Regions from separate parts of the Mus musculus genome. Here region 2 is linked to region 1. The links are chromatin loops, found by intact Hi-C in ENCODE. Cell type or tissue: left cerebral cortex. All regions are shown on one strand. Each heading gives the region's core, and the rest is flanking DNA. Links, peaks and the distances in the headings are about the cores only. Region 1 has its middle 6.3 kb from the start of Olfr1371. Region 2 overlaps Olfr1373 (olfactory receptor 1373).

The links. Peaks named below come from ENCODE experiments on the same cell type or tissue, not always from the same donor. Only the 100,000 strongest peaks of a DNase experiment are listed, where the experiment ranks them.
Region 2: a loop joins it to region 1, with 10 times the contacts of the local background. A loop is called at or near these places in 25 of 42 quality-filtered maps.

The regions. Positions count from the first base shown.
Region 1 is chr11:52,218,870-52,221,782 of GRCm38, reverse strand. No RefSeq gene overlaps it. Among named protein-coding and RNA genes, the nearest start is that of Olfr1371, 6.3 kb to the right of the region's middle. In left cerebral cortex, for the core only: a CTCF peak has its summit at 1,273 (motif pointing right); a DNase peak (open chromatin) is centred at 1,288.
Region 2 is chr11:52,142,198-52,145,110 of GRCm38, reverse strand. Olfr1373 (olfactory receptor 1373) reads left to right here. Exons shown (of 1, transcript NM_207227.1): 1 at 1-518. The coding sequence ends at 518. Among named protein-coding and RNA genes, the nearest start is that of Olfr1373, 1.9 kb to the left of the region's middle. In left cerebral cortex, for the core only: a CTCF peak has its summit at 1,256 (motif pointing left); a DNase peak (open chromatin) is centred at 1,242.

The DNA.
Region 1 (2,913 bases), core at 154-2,653:
CTGGAGAGATGACTCAGTGGTTAAGAGCACCAAAGGTCCTGAGTTCAAATCCCAGCAACCATATGGTGGCTCAGTGGTTAAGAGCACCAAAGGTCCTAAGTTCAAATCTCAGCAACCACATAATGGCTTACAACCATCCATAACAAGATCTGATGCCCTCTTCTGGAGTGTCTTCTGGAGTGTCTACCGTGTACTTACATGTAATACATAAATCTTAAAAAAAAAAGTTTCTCTCTGTAGCTCTAGCTGTTCTGGAACTCACTCTGTAGACCAGACTGGCCTCAACTCACAAAGATCCAGCTGTCTCTGCCTGGAAAGTGCTGGGATTAGAGGTGTGTACCACCACTGCCCGGCAGAGAGAGAAAATTTTTAAAAAATAAATGTTAAAAATGTTAATATATGATTTGTTTTATATCTATGTGTATGTACCTAAATGTATGCATGTGCACCATATTCATGCAAATGCTCTCCGAGGCCAGAAGGGGTGCTGGGTCCCCTGGAACCAGAGCTATGGGTGTTTGTGGCCATGGTTGTGAACTCCTGATATAGGTGCTGGAAGCAGAACCCAGATCCTCCAGAAGTGCTCTGAATAGTGTCTGTCACCTTGGAGCTTCTGTGGCTGCCCAGTCACCCTGTGCCAAAGCTGGAGGAGCATAGAGAGGGAAGTTTCTGGAAGGAGGGCTTAGTGCCCAGAGTCTAGCCTTGGCCCTTGACCTTGGACAAAGCTCCAGAAAGGTCCATCCTTGCCTCTACTTGGGCCATCTTCTGTAGAGCCTTCTGATGGGTGACATTCCTCACCTCAGGATGCTTCATCAGAAGCTCAAGGCAAGAGTGGTGTCCACATCTAAGTGACAGAGGAGAAAGTTGGTGGACACACATCTATAGCCATACCACCAGAGGCCCAGGTTGTGGGCCTCCCTACAAGTTAGGAGCTGATAAATGGTATTGTGTAAACTAGTGTGCCAGGCAGGAGCTCAATTCTGTAACACTGGGCAAGATGGCAAAGCTGTAGCTGGCCACATTAACTGTGCCAGATTACACATCAGAAAAGTGAGGAGACAGACTTTGAACCTGGCTATGGCTATCTCACCACAGGAAGCCAAAGCTCATCAGAAGAGAATGCCCTTTACTTTACTCTACTCCACCCCAGAATGGAGAACCTACTGGAACAGATGGGTACCCCCAAGGGCTCACAGAAGGCAGAGACAGGGCATTGTAATTGAACAGCTTTATCCTAGCTAATGCCCCCAAACCATCACCACTCAGTAGTCTGCCCAGCAGATGGTGCCAGAGGGCCACTTGTCTGTCACAGAGCACACCAAGCCCTCCTCCCCCACCCCCACCTTCCATCTCCTTTGCTTCTCCTATCTAGAATTCAATGGGGTCCTGTTCAGAAGCCTGTTCTGACCCGGTCTGACCAGCAGAGGCCTCGAACCAGTACAGCTTGGTCCAATCCTCCAGCGAGCACGGGGCCAGTGCTCCTCTGTGAAATGAGTTCACATTGGGTTGGGCAGCAGGGGTTGGAGGGCTTTCTTAGGAGGCTTGAGCTAGGTGATAAGGAGGAAGATGGCTTTAGAAGTCTCCTTGCCCGACCTCTGTGGAGGCGGAGAGAGGGGCATCAAGCATCGCTGCGTGAAAGGCAAACACAATCCCAGGAACTTGAGCATGAGAGAAGGATCTGGTTTTCTTTTTATTCATTATTTACTTTTTGAGCTGGGGTGAGGCTCAGCTTGTGGTAGAAGTCGTTAGGCAAATGTAGGGATCGATTCTTGCTTTCCATGCCATGGATTCAGGGCACCAAACTCACGTCATTGTCATCTGGCTTGGCAGCAAGCTCCTTTAACGACTGAGCCCTCTCATTGGCCCCAGGAACTCATTTTGAGATGCTGGTCAAGGGAGGCACATCAAGTGGGCAGTTGGGTTACGTAGCTCAGAAGCTCACAGTAGAAGTTGGTCTGAGGCTACGTGGTGGGGTTCTCTGGCCATCTCTTCACAGGTTCACAGAGAAGAGTCTGTGGTAGCAGCACGCCGGCTCAGAGGTTACGAGTACAGGCTGTTAGCCAGGCGATGGTGGTGCAGACTTTTTAATCCCAGCCCAGAGGCAGAGGCAGGTGGATCTCTGTGAGCTGGAGGCCAGCCTGGTCTACAGAGCTAGTTCCACGACAGCCAGGGCTACACAGAGAAAACTCTGTCAAAAAAAGAAAGAAAGAAAGGAAGGAAGGAAGGAAGGAAGGAAGGAAGGAAGGAAGGAAGGAAGGAAGAAAGGAAGGAAGGAAGGAAGGAAGGAAGGAAGGAAGGCAGGCAGGCAGGCAGGCAGGCAGGAAGAAAGGAAGGAAGGAAGGAAGGAAGGAAGGAAGGAAGGAAGGAAGAAAGGAAGGAAGGAAGGAAGGAAGGAAGGAAGAAAGGAAGGAAGGAAGGAAGGAAGGAAGGAAGGAAGAAAGAAAGAAAGAAAGAAAGAAAGAAAGAAAGAAAGAAAGAAAGAAAGAAAGAAAGAAAGAAGAAAAAAGGAAGGGGAAAAGGAAAATAAAACATCAACCTTTAGAGAACATTTTTTTTTTTACACTATTCTATTTTCATGTTTTATGAACAATCCCTTTATGGGTCTTGGTTTTTCCTCTCATTTCTTAGTAAATACGTTTTTCAAATTTTTTACTGTTTAAAATAAATGTGTTTATGATTGGTCCTCTACCTTTACATTACTATATTCTTCTAAAAGGACAATATATGTATCTTAAATATGGGACTAGAGAGACAGCTCAATGGTTAAAGAGTGCTTGCTGCTCTTCCAAAGGCCCAGAGTTCAGTTCTCAGCTCACAGTCAGCTTTAACTCCAGAGTGGGATCCAGTACTCTCTTCTGGTCTCTGTGGACATCCATGTGCACAAAGACACACAGACACAAACATAAATAAGCA
Region 2 (2,913 bases), core at 281-2,780, 77 kb after region 1:
TCTGCAGAGCATTGGTTGTATTCTCCTGGGTGGGGGGCCTTGTGAACTCTCTGATCCAGACAAGCCTTGTGATGGCCATGCCTCTGTGTGGACACCAACTGAATCACTTCTTCTGTGAGCTACCTGTTCTCCTGAAGATGGCCTGTGAGGACACAGGAGGCACAGAGGTCAATTTGTTTGTGGCCCGGGTCATAATCTTAGTGTGTCCTTTACTGCTAATTCTAGGCTCCTATGCTCACATTGCCAGGGCAGTGCTGAACATCAGGTCAGTGGCTGGTCGCAGAAAGGCTTTTGGGACATGTGCATCTCATCTCATTGTGGTTGCCATGTTCTATGGCTCAGCCATCTCCACATACCTCCAACCTGTCCACAGGTATTCTGAGAAGGAGGGAAAATTTCTTGCCCTTTTTTATACTGTAATCACCCCCATGCTCAACCCTCTGATCTATACGCTGAGGAACAAGGATGTGAAAGGAGCGCTGTGGAAGGTGCTAGGGAGAGGCACAGACTCCAGGTAGGAGAGCAAACAAGAGCAGAAAATTATTTAGTATTAGGTTACTGTAAATTAATTGATGTTTACTATTGGAATACATTATTCATAAATGTGATTATAGAATCCATCCTTTTATTTTGGAATTTCCCACTTTTTGCTAATTCCATTACTAGTTTATTTTATACTATGGAAATAACATGGAACAAATTCAAGAAATTTTCTTATTTGTACATCCCAGGTAGGGTCAGACTAGGTGGCAAAAGCATTGATTCATCACAGTACCCAACTCCTCAGAGTCCGAGGTTTCAGTTTCTAGAGCAGAATCGTGCTGTAATCACAAGCCTTTACCTTGGAACTCAGGACAGCAGCTCACGCCAGTGTGTGCACTGGACTTATCTCGACCTCCAATGGTCTCAAGGGACCAGATTCAGTGTACGCTGTGCTTCAGTTGTGGTGTTTGTGGCCATCGGTGTCGCATATGACCAGAGCCTTGTCTTGCTATGGTTAGTCTACCTAGAGCCAGAGGAATTACTTGCTTCTCATCACAGACCCACTGGTTACAAATGAGGCACTTACTGGGATACGGAGAGGATTGTAGCATGAAAGCAACCTTCTTGGGACTCTACTCACACTTGCTGAACAACACAGCAGCTGAAGTTTGTAGATCTCTCTGGCCTTGTGTCACCCTCTGCCTCTGAAACACTGACACACACCAGTACTGTGCATGTGGCTAACCTGGGCTTAGCCTGCCATCTAGTGCTGAATAGGCAAAGGTGGCTCCGGACTCAGAGAATGCAAAGAATCCTGCTTTAAATGTCTGCAAGAACAATCACAAAGTGAGAGCTGAAAGGCTGGAATAAACACCTAGATCTTCAGTTCATAAATGATGTTGCCCAGCAATGCACACAAAGAGCGTTCATGGAAACTCGACTTCTCCTCCCCATGAAGGAATCGATGGAGCAAACACTTGGATGGAGAATTTTAAATGAATGTTTAAAAGAAATGAGTCAACAAATACAGACAGTACAGATATAATGCAGAAACCTAACCACCACCACCAACAACAACTTAGAGAGCCAGAAATAATTCAAAAGTCAAACGGAAGGGCTGGGTTGCAGTTCAGGGGCAGAGGATTTGCGGACTATGCGCAAAGCAAGCTCTGGATTTGCGCCCTAAATCCATAATAAAACAGAAAATCAAGCAGAAATCTTTGAGCAGAAAAGGAAACTAAAGAAGACTGACTCTCCGTCCTCAGCAGCTGTCAGTGATCACTGCCTTTCTGCTAGGGGTGGGAGCACACAAGGCTCTCCCTCTCGGGGCTGGACTGTTGTCTGGTTTAATCATGTGCAGTTCTTGTACTGACAACGTTTTTAATAGGCAGGAAAACCTATCATTTCATCTTATAAAGGAACTCAGATATCTGGAAACACTGATCCCCAAATGCTTCAGATGAAATTATCCCGGAGCTGAGCAGAGGCAACCCCCTAGAAAACACACATAATTCTTTCACTCACCCAACCCCCTTATTGTGTGTCATCCTCCCAGACTGGAGGCAGGGGCTTGTAGAATCTTGGAAGACAAAGGAGAAATATAAATCTCCCCTGGTCGGGACCTAACAACAAGCTTAGCTCCTATAGATTCTACTCATTTTGACTCATCAAAATTTCTGGCAAAATAATTGGAATAGCAGGTTACACAAACACCTTCCATGGTGGGCACTAGTGTGAAGAATTTGAATAGCAGATTTCTTTTCTTTTGTCATTTTCAGATTCTATGTATGTCCGTATCATTTATACAAAATGCCTGTGTATCCAGGTTTTTCAGGTATGTACTAAACATTATTGGCTTCATTAACATATCTTACCTACTTTTCCTTGAAATTACAGAAGTCAATATTCACATACCCAAGCTATCAATGGTTCAAGGCATCCTTACTCATAGCTGGCAAACTGTGGGGATAAGCCAAATGACCATCAGTAACTGCATGGATGCAGATTTGATCTATTCATGAAAGAGAACCTTGTCAATCATGTAAAAGAGCGGCAAGCTGAAGTATGCCACCAAGGACAAACCCTAGAAGAACTGAGCAAAGAAAAAGTAGCTCGCATGCAAAGGGTTGTGCCTGCTGTGGAGTGCCTTACTGTGAAGTGTCCAAAGAGACAAAATTACATCAATGGGTGTCTGAAAATGACAGTCAGGACGGTAACTGCAAATGGGCATGAAATGAAATGAGGTGAAAAAAAATGTTCTAAAGTGATAAATATACAAAATTGTGAATATACTGAAACATTACAGTGTAAATATTAAGCAAAACATTATGTATGGGAAATACATCTCAAAAAACCTGTTAAAATCAATGTTAGATGATTATACTGAAAACAAAGCCTATTAATCCAAAAATATTCCCATGCCCTTTCTAT